Regions from separate parts of the Homo sapiens genome. Here region 2 is linked to region 1. A link is a loop called in an ENCODE intact Hi-C map of the cell type or tissue named here. Cell type or tissue: endothelial cell of umbilical vein. All regions are shown on one strand.

Region 1 (8,000 bases):
ACACCAAACCATATCAATACCTAAGAGAGGAATTACTGGGACAAGGGGGAACTCTATGTTTAACTGCCCAACTGCCCAACTGTTTTCCGAAGTTGCCATACCACTTTACATTCCCATTGGCAGTGTATGAGAATTCAAATTTCTTCACATCTTCATCAAAACTTGTCTGTTTGATCAGAGCTATTTCAATGGGTGTGATATATCACATTGTGATTTTGATTTGCCTTGTTGGTGGCTAATAAACAGATTTTAACAAATATTTATTCCTAGACCCCACCACAGACCTACTGGATCAGAATCTCTGAGAGTTTGGAGATGGAGAAATCATTTTTACTAAATTCTTCAGGTAATTTTGATCATCAAGGAGGCATCAGAACGGCTTCTCATTCTAACAATAACCTCAAAGGAATTGTTTTAGCCTAAGGACAAGGGATCTCTGTGTTGAAGATCAGAATTCCTTACGTCTTGTGACTTGATAGGGTAGAGTAGAAAATGTATTTCTTTTAAGACACACAGATTAAGGATTGTATATATCCCAAATGAAAATAACTCTTAAAGCCATACTGACAATTTTCCTACGAGCAGTAGATTTTTCAGTAGTGTGTATCCTTAGCAGAAATTTGATTTAGGAGTCTTCTGAGCCTGATTGCATGACTTTCTAGTTTATTTATTCGAATGGCTAGTCTGTAGCAGCTGTGATTTGGGTGCTTACAGAATACAGGAGCAATCATTTGGGTAGCAGTTTAAAAAACACACAATACCCAAGAGACTGGGTGATTTAGTGGATGTGTTCAGGGAATTAGGAAGTGGGAATTCTTGTCCTGACTCTAATTTATCTTGACTATTAGGCAAGTCACTTTCTCTTTTGTCTGAGTTGCCTCACCTAGTAAGACAGAAATAAATTACAGAAAATAAAATACTGACTTGAATAATTGTTTGTGTCCTGATGTCTACTCTTGGGAGCTCCCACTAAAATATATACCACTTATTTAAGAGTTTTCTACTTGTCATTTTTACTTGGCTTTGCATTAAATGCTTCCTACATTTCTCATTTAATCTTCATACCACCTGCCCAGGTAAATATTATTATATACACACTTTATAGACAAGGAAATTAACACTCTTCACAGCTAAGAAACTTGCTGAAGCATATACAAATATTATGTGTAGGGCTGGAATTGGAATACAGTTTGTCTCCAGAGTTGGCTTTGATTCCCCAGTTTTCCTTATAGAAAACAAAACAAAGAACCCCAATAACCTAAATGTGTAAAGAAAAAATAATCTATATGATCCACCATCCGGAGAGGAGTGGAGTTCACTTATGGTTTCCTGCTGTCCAATCTCTTCTATGCCTACACAACTGAAGGACAAACTTCAGTGGTAAAGTACATCTAGCAATCAGAGGACAAGCTAAGGGAGTAGTAACTGAATGGAGAGAGTACACATTTTGGAGTCCCACTGGCCATGATTTGAAACCTGGCTTAGCTGTGTGATTTTGGGCAAATTCACTTCTTGAGCCCCATTTTCCTCATCAGTTTAATGCTGGTCACAATAGCTACTCACAGGCTTGTCTAATGATTATAAACAATGGCTAAAGCATACAAAACACATGATAAATATTCAGTAATTGGAAGATAATCATAGTGTTTATTGACTGGATATAATATAACATTGGCCAAGTCACATTGGTTGCTTAGGTCAAAAATCTAGCAGTTATTCTGGATTATTTTCTTTCCCTTATAAACTGTATTCAATTCATCATCAAAAATTGTTGACTGCATCTTCAGAATATGTCCCCAATCCCTCCACTTTCTCTCATCTCACCACTACCATCCTAGGGAAGCCTCTCTTACCTTTCACCTGGAATCCCAGCAAGTCAGCTCCAGGCCTTTGGTCTTACCTCCCTCCTGTCTTTTCTTCACGTTGCAAATAGAGAGCTCTTTTGAAAACATAAACTGGCTTATATCACTTCCTCAATTAAAGTCCTCCAAAGGTTTTCCATTGCACTAGAGGAAAATCCAACTTCTTGTCCAGCCAACAAGGACCCACATAATCTCCCACTGCCCTCCTTTCTGAATGCATCATTATCACTTTCCTCATCCTGAGCCGGCTTCCTTTTTGTTTCTGAAACACCAGTTGGGGTCCTCTCAAGCCAAGTGTCTCAAATTCTTCACATTCTCCTCTCAGCCATTTGATGGCAGGCTTCCTTTGTTCATTTCAAAGGTATCCTCTTCAACAATATCTTTTCTTATCTCTTATCTAAAATTTTACCTCCACCCTACTCTTCCTCTATCCATTAACATGTTTTAGTATTTTTCATACCACAGATAGCATTTTAAAATTTGTTTATATGTAGTTAGGGAAACAATTACTTGTTTAGTACTGATAACTGGAGAAAAGAAGAGTTTGAAGGGATAATTTTAAGAGTACAACAAAATTTAGAGGAAAGAGAATGCAGTGGTCTGAATTCTAAAGTACATAAGGAGCTGAATTCCTCAGGCTGGTTAGAATCCCAAGGGTAAGGGCAAGGAGAGAGGACAAGAAAAGCTAGTGGGGTGATTTATGCTGAAAACGAAGGCAGGAAGCAGCTTGATGGGGCTTGAGACAAGGACCTGATTTGAAGACAGGGGTGTGATGCCTAGAAAGGCAGGTGGAAGTAGATTGCAGAGAGTCTCAAATGCTTGTCAGAGGCATTTATGAGCATTCTAGTAGCAAAGGACCTTTATGTCCTTTAGTTTCAGAGCTGGCTTCTGTTTTTTTCATATCGAGCAGCTCACACACAATCCCATGGGAGAACCTGTTGATTTAGAACTGTTTAAATACCAGTGATTTGCATTGGAGACTTTTTATCCTTAGGTAAACGTGTGTGCTAACAGTCAGACAATAATCCAGCCAGTAAGAATGAAGCCAGGCTGGCCTTCTCTGAGTTGGAAAATAACGAAAACAGGCAGGGCGTGGTGGCTCACATGTAACCCCACATGGCCTCACAGGGCGTGGTGGGGTTACACTTGTAACTCCAGCACTTTGGGAGGCCAAGGTGGGTGGATCACCTGAAGTCAGGAGTTTAAGACCAGCCTGGCCAACATGGTGAAATCCCTTCCCTACCAAAAATACAAAAAAATTAGCGAGGCATGGTGGTGGGTGCCTGTAATCCCAGGTACTCAGGAGGCTGAGGCAGGAGAATTGCTTGAACCTGGAAGGTGGAGGTTGCAGTGAGCCAAGATCGCGCCATTGCACTCCAGCCTGGGTGACAAGAGTGAAACTCTGCCTCAAAAAAATGTAAAAAAAAAAAAAAAAAGAAAAGAAAGAAAATAACCAAAACAGCTGGAAGAAAGATCACATGCACCTGTCGTGTTTGCTTTGGGACAGGCAATCTCATTCTGCAGTTTAGAAAAAAGAAACTTTTCACTCATCTAAGGAGATTTGCACTTCACAAACACACTTCCATTAGTAAAGTGATTATCATAAAGAAGGCAGAGTTTTCTCTTTTCAACAACAGGCCTACAGTACTTTGCTATGGACTGCTCTGATTATTAGGGGATTTTTTGGGAACATTTATAACTTCTTCCTCAGCTGTCCTTGTTCCTTCGGGGGAAGTTTATCTTATCATATCACTTAAAGTCTTGAAGAATCAAAGTGTATGGAAATCAGTGTGCCATGGAGGAAGTTTTCCGAACTTCAAAGTACAGATGCCTTGGGCATGGAAGGAACAGCCTGCCACCCAAGTGGTCGTCAGCATGTCTTTTCCCACCCTGCTTCCACCCAGCAGGCAGATTCTAGGATGTTCAGGGTGTTCCGAGACCATTTGGAAGCTAAAACAAATGTCTTCGCAGAAGCATTTCTTCTCATTTGGACAAAGAATAAGGGAACAATGTGGGTTGTTGAACTTGTATGTTTGGAGATGGAAGGATATTGGAAGCAGTTGCCAAATCCTTCCTTTCCTCAAGCACCTGTCTACCATGGGCTAGATCAGCCTTTAATCCTGGCTTTGAACATCAAGTTTTGACAACTACCACCCATCCTGCTGGAAACTGGCATTGTGTTTTTAATTTTCATTCTTTTGAGTCTTTTGGTTATGCTTGGAAGCACTGTGAAATCCGAGCCAATATGTGTGGAGAGGAAGATAGGGCAATATTTTATATATTTATAAATACACAAACAATAAACATAATATATATAAAACACATACATACATATGTACACATATCTACATGTATATATACATATATGTGTATGTTTATATATGTATATACTTATAATCTATTAGGCATATTATTTATTATTTTTCTGTATTATAAATATATATACATTATAGGTGTGTATACACATATAGACTGTGATGCGTGTGTGTGTGTGTGTGTATAAATAATTTTCCACAACCATTTGGACTCTCAGGAGTTTTCCTTCTTCTCATGTTTTTTCCATCAACTCTGCTAAGGTTGTTTAAATGGGAATTCTCTGACCCTTCCTTCTGACAGGATGAGGGGGACAGATGACTGAGCTCCAGCTATTCTCATGGTTGCAAGGCAGGAGACACCGCGACCTACAGGAAGCTTCCTCACTGGAGAAACATAACAAAGCACTGTCTGAGGCACTTCCGAAAGGGTGGGCTGGCTGCCCACAAGGCTGGGAATGGCAGCTTTGGCTTGGCTTGAGTTCATGGACATTTTCCTCTGGCTACCTAGGGAAGTTCTGCTTATAGTTCAACTTAGTAAGTGTACTACACCCTCTTCCCACAAACTCACGAGGAGGTGGGGGTAGGGATGCCACATTTTGTACCTAGTTCACTTTCGTGGGGTACTACTTTACACTTGAACATTGACTGTTTCAGTTCACAGTAGAAAGCTGAAGGGAGACAAAGTTAAACTCAAGAAAAGCATCTTCCTCTAGTAAAAGGTGCCAGGGAAGTTATTTACGGATGATGAGGAGGAGGCAGTGGAGATTACTAGCTAAATGCAGCATTTGGGTTATATGTGGATTATAAATTGCTGGATGTACAGATAGTTGAGAGTTGCCTGAACATCACAGACTCCAGTTGTAGATTTGTGACTTAAGGGTGACTGAAATAGGCAATGAGAATGACCCATGAAAGCCTTTCAAAAAGTCAACTTTTGCTAGTTCCATTAAGTAGAATTTTATTTTTCCTGCATAGCCGAGTATTTAGGACTTGGGTAATTCTCTCTGATAATGAATGTTTTCCCTACAGCTGGTTACATCCTTACAGCATGTGTTGGCTTGTGGTCCCTGGTGATGTAAGAGTGGGGGAAAGGCCATTAGCTGTGTAAGTTGAAGACCACAGATGTTCCCCGTTGTGCACTGGTTTTTCAGATGTAAATCTCGGTGTTCTGGGAGACCTGGTAGGAAGTTCTGGGAAATAATTCTGGGATAAAAGAAGTTTTAAACAATGCCCATTGCAAACACAAGGACACTGTAAATAAACCAAGTCTCCCATGTACTTCCCTTTCAGCCATAAATATATCTTTTCCTCTTCTGGATCTTACTGGGTTCTTCTTATAGGGCTTCTAGCCTACTGTGCCCTTGGCTGACTTAGTTTATCTCAACACTTCATCTAGTCTTTCCTCAATCACCTGGCCTTCCTATCACTCTTGTAGGATATATACTCCTTCCTGCAATTTTTGGAGGAACAGACATAAAGCCTTCTTTAGCTCCTCTTGGTACAAGAGTGGGCATGAAATGCAGCAGTCCACCAGGACCGTAATTCTCAAGGTCAGGGACGGGTTGTTCTCAATCCTTTCGTAGTTGATGAGAGTCTTTGAGATGACACTCAAGTTTGTCTTGTAGTATTCATGTTTGCTATATTATATTTCTGAGAACAAATAGAAGCCATTAGAAGGAAATCTCCCAACCTCCCCTAGGAAAAATAGCAATCTCTCTACCTCTGCACTCATGCTTTGCCCCTGGAGCACCTGCATCAGAATCACCTGGACTTGGTGTTGAAAAAGGCTAGACCTATTAATTCAGAAACCTAGAAGGTAGGTAATGTATGGGAATCTGAATGTTCATGAGCACACTTGCTGATTCTAATGTAGACTGAGATTGAAGAACTACTACCTCCACCTATCGATTATACTTTCTCTAATATATTTATCCCCTTCCATATTGGTTAAGATAAATGATCCTGGAGCTCTGACACTTACTAGCTGGGCAAGTTACTTAAACTCTGTGCTTCTATTTCCTTATCTATAAAATGAGGATAGTAAGAATACCCATTTTTCAAAGTTTTATAAGGAAGATTAAATGAATAAATATATGTAAAACATATACATATATTTGTATAAGGAATGTATGACCAACAAGATATATGTTGGCTCTTATTATTACCGAGTCCTTCCTCTCAACATTTAAACATATGTGAGATTCTGCTTTTTTTCTTTTTTAGGACTTTACTATTTTTTTAAATCCTCCAGAGACCTTTTATCTTTTTCTCTCTGTAGCCTCAGTAATAACCCTTTATCTTTTTATTATTTCCTCCAATATGTCCTGTTCCCTCTTCCCCACCACAGGGCTTTACTACACGATGAAATACGGCTCTCAACACCACCCTTTCCCTAGTTATTTTCTACTCATTCTCTATTGTCAACTCACTGGTCTCTTTTGTAGGGAACCTTCAGACTTAGCAAATGCCTCCCACTCTTCTGCTTTCAAATCCTGCATAGTATTTGTCAGATTTTTCATTTCACATTTATTTGTACAATCATTTGGTTATGCCTATTACCTCCACTACGCTGAAAGCTCTAAAAGGGCTGGGATCCTGCTAATTTTTGTCTGTAAATGTTTCCCCATTGCTGAGCATTGGGACTGGCACTTACTAGTTCCTTATAAGTCTTCGCCGCATTAATGAGTTGATAAGTGAATATGACTATTATAAATGAAAACCTTAAGCAGAAAACCAAGGCAGGACTGCTGGGAGTGCTTTAGCGTTGTTTAAAGAGTCCACCTGGCCAGGTGCGTTTACTCACGCCTGTAATCCCAGCGCTTTGGGAGGCTGAGGCGGGCGGATCATGAGGTCAGGGGATCGGGACCATCCTGGCCAACATGGTGAAACCCTGTCTCTACTAAAATACAAAAAATTAGCTGGGCATGGTGGCATGCACCTGTAGTCTCAGCTACTCAGGAGGCTGAAGCAGGGGATTTGCTTGAACCCAGGAGGCGGAGGTTGCAGTGAGCTGAGATCGTGCCACTGCACTCGAGCCTGGCCACAGAGCAAGACTCCATTTCAAAATAAATAAATAAATAAATAAAATAAAAATAAAAAATAAAGAGTCCACCTTTGGAGTGAGACAGACCTGAGAAACAGTGCTCACTCTGCCAAGTGTCAGCTGTGTGATTTTGGGCAAGATTCTCAACCTTCCAAGGAGTTCCCTTTCCTCTTCTTTTGTAAAAAAAGCCATACCAATGTAGGGAAGTACAATACCTACCATATAGAAGTGTTGTGGGGACGAAAGAGATAATGCATGCAAAGAGCTAGCACAATTCCTGGGCCATAGGAAATGCCCAGTGAATGTATATTATGATGCTGATGATAATGACCTTCTTCCTGTTCACAAAACTTCCCAGAACTTCTTAGTCTGTCAGTGACTAATTTTAACAGCACAATACCTAAGGGATCCATTACATACTTTTTCATTCTATCTTTACTCACAGCAAAGGCAGTGAGGTGCCTCAGATTTCATCTGCTGCATATACTCCTCAGAGTTGGCCTTACTCCCTTGCTTCCTCTCGTTGTCTGTCACTGCTCCATGCTGCTCAGCTTGCTTGGCATTTTTTTCTGTTGCCAGCCCCAAAGTATGCACCTCTGGGCATGTTCATCAATTGCCATGACCTTGTCCAGAGCTATTCTGCCATTCTCAATGCCATCCCTGCCATTTCCTTCCCTCAGCAAGGTTGAGATCTTTCTTTTCTTTACTGCCTTTGGCAGAATGGAAAAGGAAATTAAACCCAAATCCTCTTAGAGCAAGAAGATGAGGCACAGCTTTTCT
Region 2 (8,000 bases), 150 kb before region 1:
AGGTGGTGTGATTGACAGATGAGAAATGATGTAGACTGGGTGACCTGTGGCTCGGAGGAGATGCTCAATGAAGAAATTAAGAAGGAAATTGAAAAATGTCTTGAAATAAATGATAATAAGAACCCAACATACCAAAATCTATGGGATATAGCAAAAGCAATACTAAGGGGGAAGTTTATAGCTGTAAGTGCCTACATTGAAAAATAAGAAAAAATTCAAATAAACAACCCAATGATGCATCTTAAAGAACTAGAAAAGCAAGAGCAAACTGAATTCAAAATTAGTAGAAGAAAATAAATAATAAAGATCAGAGCAGAAATAAAGGAATTTGAAATGAAGAAAACAGTATAAAAGATCAATGAAACAAAAAGTTGTTTTTTGAAAAGTTAAACAAAATAGGCAAACATTTAGCCAGACTACCTAAGAAAAAAAGAGAAAGATCCAAATAAATAAAATCAGAGATGACAAAGGATACATTACAAACAATACCACAGGAATTCAAAGGATCATTAGTGGCTACTATGAGCAAGTGTTTGTCAATAAATTGGAAAATCTAGAAGAAAAGAACAAGTTCTTAGACACATACAACCTACCAAGATTGAATCGTGCAGAAATCTAAAACCTGAACAGACCAATAATGAGTAACAAGATCAAAGGTGTAATAAAAAGGCTTCCAGCAAAGAAAAGCTTGGGATCTGATGGCATCACTGCTGAATTCTACTGAACATTTAAAGATCTAATACCAATTCTACTCAAACTATTACAAAAAATAGAGGAGGAGGGAACACTTTCAAACTCATTCTCAATATTACCCTGATACCAAAACCAGACAAAGACAATCAAAAAAATAAGAAAACTATAGGCCAATATCCCTAACGAATATTTATGCAAAAATCCTCAACAAAATACTAGCAAGTTGAATTCAAAAACTCATTAAAAAGATCATTCAGGCCAGGCACAGTGGCTCACGCCTATAATCCCGGCACTTTGGGATGCCAAGGCGGGTGGATCACCTGAGGTCAGGAGTTTGAGACCAGCCTGTTCAAAATGGTAAACCCCATCTCTACAAAAAATTAGCTGGGTGTCGTGGAGCATGCCTGTAATCCCAGCTACTCAGGAGGCTGAGGCAGGAGAATTGTTTGAACCCGGGAGATGGAGGTTGCAGTGAACTGAGAATCGTGCCACTGCACTCCAGCCTGTACAATGGAGACTCCAAGAAATATATATATTTCATCATGACCAAATGGGATTTATCCTAGTAATGCAAACATGGTTCAATATACACAAATCAATCAATGTCATACAGCATATCAACAGAATAAAGGACAAAAACCATATGATCATTTCAATTGATGCTGAAAAAGCATTTGATAAAATTCAACATCCCTTTATGATTAAAAAAAAAAACCCTGAAAAAACTGGTATGGAAAAAACATACCTCAACATAATAAAAGCCATATACAACAGACCTGCAGCTAGTATCTACTGAATAGAGAAAAAACTGAAAGCCTTTCCTCTAAGATCTGAAACATGACAAGGCTTCCCACTGTCCACACTGTTATTCAACCTAGTACTGGAAGTCCTAGCTAGAGCAATCAGACAAGAGAAAGAAATAAAAGACATACAGATTGTAAAGAAAGAAGTCAAATTATCCTTGATTGCGGATGATATGATCTTACATTTGGAAAAACCTAAAGACTCCACTGAAAAACTATTAGAACTGATAAGCAAATTCAGTAAAGTTTCGGCATACAAAATTAACATACAAAAATCAGTAGCATTTCTATATGCCAACAATGAACAATCTGAAAAAGAAATCAAGAAAGTAATCCCATTTACAATAGCTACAAATAAAATTAAATACCTAGGAATTAACTTAACCAAAGAAGTGAAAGACTTTCCAGTTAAAACCATAAAATATGGATGCAAGAAATTGAAGCAGACACAGAAAAATGAAAGGATATTTATGTTAATGGATTGGAAAAATAAATATTGTTAAAATGTCCATACTACCCCAAGCAATCTACAGATTCAATGTAATCTCTTTCAAAATACCAATGAAGTTCTTGACAGAAATAGAAAAAAACAATCTTAAAATTTATGTGGAACCACAAAAGACCCAGAGTATCCAAAGCTATCTTAAGTAAAAAGAACAAAACTAGAGGAGGAATCACATTACCTGACTTTAAATTATGCTACAGAGCTATAGTAACCAAACAGTATGGTACCAACATAAAAAGAAATAGACACATAGACAACTGGAACAGGATAGAGAACCTAGAAATAAATCCACACATCTATAGTAAACTCATTTTCTGCAAAGATGCCAAGAACATACATTGGGGGATGGGATAGTCTCTTCAATAAATAGTGCTGGGAAAACTGTATGTACATATGCAGAAGAATGAAACTTGATCCTTTCTTGCCTTATACAAAAGTCAAATAGAAATGGATTAAAGACTTACAAAATCTATGATCTCAAACAATCTACTAAAAGAAACTACTGAAAGAAAACATTGGAGAAATTCTCCAGGACATTGGACTGGGCAAAGACTTCTTGAGTAATACCCCACAGGCACAGGCAACCAAAGCAAAAATGGACAAATGAGGTCACATCAAGTTAAAAAGTTTCTCCACAGCAAAGGAAACAATCAACAAAGTGAAGAGACAACCCACAGAATGGGAGAAAATATTTGCCAACTACCCATATGGCAAGGGATTAATAATCAGAATATATAAGGAGCTCAAACAACTTTATAGGAAAAAGTCTAGTAATCCAATTAAAAATGGGAAAAAGATCTGAACAGACATTTCTCGAAAGAAGACATATAAGTGGCAAACAGGTATATTAAAAGGTGCTCAATATCATTGATAATTGGAGAAATGCAAATCAAAACTACAATGAGATATCATCTCACTACAGTTAAAATTGCTTTTATTCAAAAGACAGGCAATAGCAAATGGTGGTGAGGGTGTGGAGAAAAGGGAACCCTCACACACTGTTGGCGGGAATGTAAATTAGTACAATCACTATGGAGAACAGTTTGGAAGTCCCTCAGAAAAGTAAAAATAGAACTACCATACGATCCAGCAATCCCATTTCTAAATATATACCTAAAAGAAAGGAAATTAGCATATTGAAGAGATATCTGCACTCCCATGTTTATTGTAGCCCTATTCATAATAGCCAAGATTTGGAAGCAACCTAAGTGTCTATCAACAGAATAATGGATGAAGAAAACGTGGTACGTATATGCAAGAGGGTACTATTCAGCCATAGAAAAATGAGACCTTGTCATTTGCAACAATATGGATAGAACTGGAGGTCATTATGTTAAGTGAAATAAGCCAGGCACAGAAAGACAAACATTGCATGTTCTCACTTACCTGTGGGAGCTAAAAATTAAAACAATTGAACTCATAGTGATAGAATATAGATGGATGGTTGTAAGAGGCTGGGAAGGGTAGTCAGGAGTTGGAGGGTGGAGGTGCAGGGGAGACCATTAATCAGTACAAAAAAATAGAAAGAATAAATAAGATGTGGTTTTTGCTAGCACAGTAGGGTGACTATATTAAAAAATAATTTAACTGTTCACTTAAAAATAGCTAAGAGTATAATTAAATTATATATTATAATTATATGATTGAATTATATATATTTGCTCTGATATGATTATTATGCATTGCATGCCTGTATCAAAATATCTCCTGTACCTCATAAATATATATACTTACTATGTAACCACAACAATAAAAAATTTAAAAATATTAAAAAGGTAGAGGATACAAAATAAACCTTAGAAAGTATGTGTTTCAGATGCAGTCAGACCAGGGACTTTAATTTTCAGTCAGTAGAGTAAAAACAATGGGTGACAGTTGAGCAGGTGTAGAGCTGCTGGCTTTTTTGGCAGGTTGTGGTTGCTGTAAACAAAAGAAGTTCATTCTTTTACCCCTCACTCCTCTCTCTAGGGCCTGGCAGTCATAGCAATGAAGGTGAGAGTGGGTGTGAGTAAGGGTGGAGGAGGCGGCAGGGTGGCTGAAGGAGTCTGGAGTGTGTGATGGGGGGTGGGGGGGCCAAGGAAAGACAAGGCTGATGAAGGGATGTTAAGGAGTGAAGGCAAACTGCTGAGAAGAGGTGGACCCTTGTAGATGACAGTGACGTAGAGGTATAGAGACCTCAAGGGCACTGTTAGAGTCTTCAGGTTCAGGGGATGAGGGAAAATGAGGTCAAGCCCATAAACTTTCTGCCAGGGATAGCAAAGATAAGTTCTGAAAATTCATGTGAAGGTTTTTATCATCAGTTGGGTTTTAGATGCTTAGTATCCTTCCTTGATTATTTTTCTTAGAAACTTAGCATTATTCTTTAAAGGGACAAAATGAGCCATATTCAAGAGAATTGGTCAAGATGAATTCTTAGGATTGTGTTAGGAAAGCTGGCTTAATCCCTGTGATTATTCTCTTTGATCTCTAGTCTAATAATAGTAATAACACCAACAGTGATAGCTAGGTGCCTGCTGCTTTACATATATTAGCATTAATTCTTATAACAATGCTATAAGGTGGGTATTATTTTAGAGATAAGAAATCTGAAGCCCCGGAGATTGAAACTATATCCACAACTGCATTGCCTGTCGGTGGTGGAGCCAGCATTCAGAGCCAGGTCTGTTTGACTTTAAGGTTTTCATCTCTTCACTTGTTGTTTTCCCCCAGCTACCATGGTAGGGAGTGAACAGGCTGGATCTATATAGGCACAGTTTAAAACTGTGTCAGAGTTAGCAAAATAATGTCTGTGGACTGCTTGGGGATTTTGGCCAACAGCCTAACAGTGTTTTTCTGTCTCTGGCTTGGCTGGCAAGTGGTTTAGGATTCTGACTGAAGGAAAGGAAGGTGACATTCGGTGCCTGCATCATACTGCTGGCTGGCCTTGACTTCAGAGGCCAGTGTTCCTGTGATTGTTCTCTTGGGTTTTAATTTATGCCCCTGCCAAAGCGCAGGCCCAGTGTCCAAGCCAGATAGAAAGATGCATGTTGGGTAATTGGAAGGGATCAGGCAGCTGTAGAGAAGGCTGCAATCCATGTAGAAGTGGACAGGGCTCTCTTTCTTTGGGTACTCTCACTGGGTGGACACTTGGTGCCCACTTCCTGTCAATGATATGATGTCCCCAATATAAGACTCTGGAGAGCTTAGGTGTTGCTAATTGGCATAACGTTAAAGAATTGGATTATATGGGATTTTTTTCTTGGCTTAAAGGATAATATTGGATTATAAAGTCATTCAAAAGATAGTTTTTGAGCACTCACTATATTCTAATCATTGTTCTAAGAGCTTGGGATATATCATTGATTAAAATAATAAAAAAATGATTGCTCTTGTCAAGTTAGTATTCTAACAGATAAATAAATGCTATTCTTCCAGGGATACGTCCTTAAAATCAATTTAGCTCATTTTCTGTGCGTTAAATAAGTGAAAAGTACTAGGCTTTAGAGATGACAGGAAGTTAGACAGCTCACAGTCCCATACTTAGAATAAAACAAAGACACACATGAGACTAGTATGAATACAAATATGACAAATTTTATAATAAAATATCAAGAAAGCAAAGGAGATTCAAAAGCAGAAGAAATCATATTTGATTATCAGAATTAGATCTCACAAAGGGAGTAGCATTTGAGTTGTTTCTAAAAGGATGGTAGAATTTTGACTGGTGGAGATTAATGGGAAAGTTGTATCAGTTGTAAAGATCATCAGAGTAAACACATGGGTGTGTTTGGGGAAGACTGAAAACGCCAGTTTGGGAGATGAAGGCTAGAAAAATAGCTTGGGTGATGTTGTAGAAGGCAGATAAATAACTGGGTCCTATTTTGTAGAAACAAGGAAGTCATTTGAGGTTTATGAATATGGAAAGGACATGATTAGAACACTTTTTTTTAGGGGAATAGTAATTGATCCATTGAACTATTATATACTAAATGCTTTAACTTTACATCGTCTTATATACTCCTGAAATGATCCACCATTTAATGGAGCAAATTGAAGCTTAGAGGGTTTGGGAAAATTGCTCAAGACCACACACCTAGAAAGAAATAAAACTAGAGTTTGAATATAAATCTATCAGATTATGGAATGTTATTTTCCCAGTAATAGTGTTTGCAATAGTCCAGGTGAGACGACATAAGAGCTTGAACTAGAGTGGAGGTAGTGAAAATAAAACAAAAAGTTGAATATTAAGGAGGATAAATGGGAGTGAAATATTAGAAATGAGTCTTAGATAACTTTGCTGTAGAATTTAAGAATGGACGAGAGGGAGGGATAAAAGAGAGGAAAGAGTCAATGATGATTGAGATTTCTGGCCAGTAGAACAGTGGCACCATTAATAGAAGCTGGAAAGTCAAGTGGAAGAACTGGTTTTGTGGAGGAAGAGGATGACTTTGGTTTTGAACATGTTTGTTTTGTGGTATTGGAGAAACATCCAGATATCCGGCTAGAAGATTACAATACAGGTCTGAGCTCATGGCCAAAGAATTGAGAGCAATCTATGTAGAAGTGATTGCTCAATTGGATAATATCATTGGGAGAAAAGCGTAACTGGATAAAAGTAAAGGGCCAAACCAAGATGAGGAACTGAGTTTCAGAGTAAGAAGAGTCAAGAAAGGATTCAATTCTTATTTTTGAAAATCTGACCACAGTAAGGGAAGTAAGGAAAGAGAAAAAATGAGTGTTTGATTAGCATCTGATATCCAAGAGTCTTTACAATGTGGATTCTTAAATGCTGCACAGAGACTGCCATGTTTCTTTATATGTTTGTTTGGGTGACTTTTCTGTCACTTGCATAAGTGACCTGGAATAGTTTCTTGACATCACATCACGGTAGTGTTGTTGTGTGTTGGTGCCTCAATCACTCCTGTCTGTGAGGTCTGGGTTTTTCCTGGATGTGCACTAATAATTCAAACATAGACATTCGTGTTTGGAAATGTTTGAGCAATATCCCCGAATACCCTGCTCTTAGTGGTTGCTTGACTACAGGGGAATGTCCATATGTGTGTTCCCATCTTTTCCCTTTATTCTTGGTAGGAGAACATAAGGATGACTGAAATCCTGAGTGGGAAGGCACATTGGAGTAAACCACAGTCAGGGCTTTGTACCCTGGAAGCTTGGATATACATCTCTCTTGGTAAAAACTGGCAACAGTGCAACCCACCTTTGAGAGCTTGTAGAGAAAGGCAAATTCAAGCAAGTGATTCATAGATTACAAGTATCCTGAGAAACAGGAAATGAGGGAACAAGGCTATACTCAATCTTTATAAATGGTAAGCAAATCCTCTCTTCCCACGTGAAAGAAATTGGCTGTGAAGAAGTATGGTGTCCCTTCTAAAACCTCAACATTCTTGAATTTATGAAGTGCTGGTTCATGATGTTTCATTGGACTGTTTTTATTTTTTCTTCCACAATTTCATGTCCTTTCCTCAATTCACTTGTTCATGGGTTTTGTTTTGTGCACTGGTCAATTATCAGAGCCCAGAGCAAGGGCACACAGTAGGCATTATACATATATTTATTGAGTCTGTCTGTCCATGTGTCTGCTTGTCTATTGCTTCTTTCATCCATTCATTCATTCATCAAATATTTATTATTTTTTATGTACCAGATTTTGTGCTAGTTCTTAGTGATAAAAAGGTGAATCTGAAGTCATCCCTTCCCTAATTAAGCTCATAACCTAGTGGCATGACAGTGACATAAACCGAGTTACAATTCCCCTGGATAAGCACAGTAATAGACCTAAGCACACTTGACACCAGCTCTGCAGTATGGAGGAAGGAGAGGAGGAGGGGTAGGCAGAGGTCAGAGGAGGCTTCCTGAAGAAGGAAACCTCCCTTCCTGTACTTTAGAGATCTCCCGGTGTTGATTATCTTTTTGCTTTCTCTTATCTTAAACCTCTTCCTCTTTACTGTGTCGTTCCCACCAACCTTTAAATTTGTTCAATTCTCCACTATCTTGAGAAA

The links. A loop is a pair of places that touch in the nucleus more often than their neighbours do. Peaks named below come from ENCODE experiments on the same cell type or tissue, not always from the same donor. Only the 100,000 strongest peaks of a DNase experiment are listed, where the experiment ranks them.
Region 2: it touches region 1 in a loop (1.8-fold over the local background); 2 of 110 quality-filtered maps call a loop at or near these places.

What each region holds. Positions count from the first base shown.
Region 1 is chr12:89,082,216-89,090,215 of GRCh38, reverse strand. No RefSeq gene overlaps it. Among named protein-coding and RNA genes, the nearest start is that of LINC02458, 67 kb to the right of the region's middle. In endothelial cell of umbilical vein, no CTCF peak of the experiment used is centred here; DNase peaks (open chromatin) are centred at 2,095, 4,635 and 5,105; H3K27ac peaks cover 1,518 bases.
Region 2 is chr12:89,235,708-89,243,707 of GRCh38, reverse strand. No RefSeq gene overlaps it. Among named protein-coding and RNA genes, the nearest start is that of DUSP6, 110 kb to the left of the region's middle. In endothelial cell of umbilical vein, no CTCF peak of the experiment used is centred here; DNase peaks (open chromatin) are centred at 4,897 and 7,247; H3K27ac peaks cover 1,710 bases.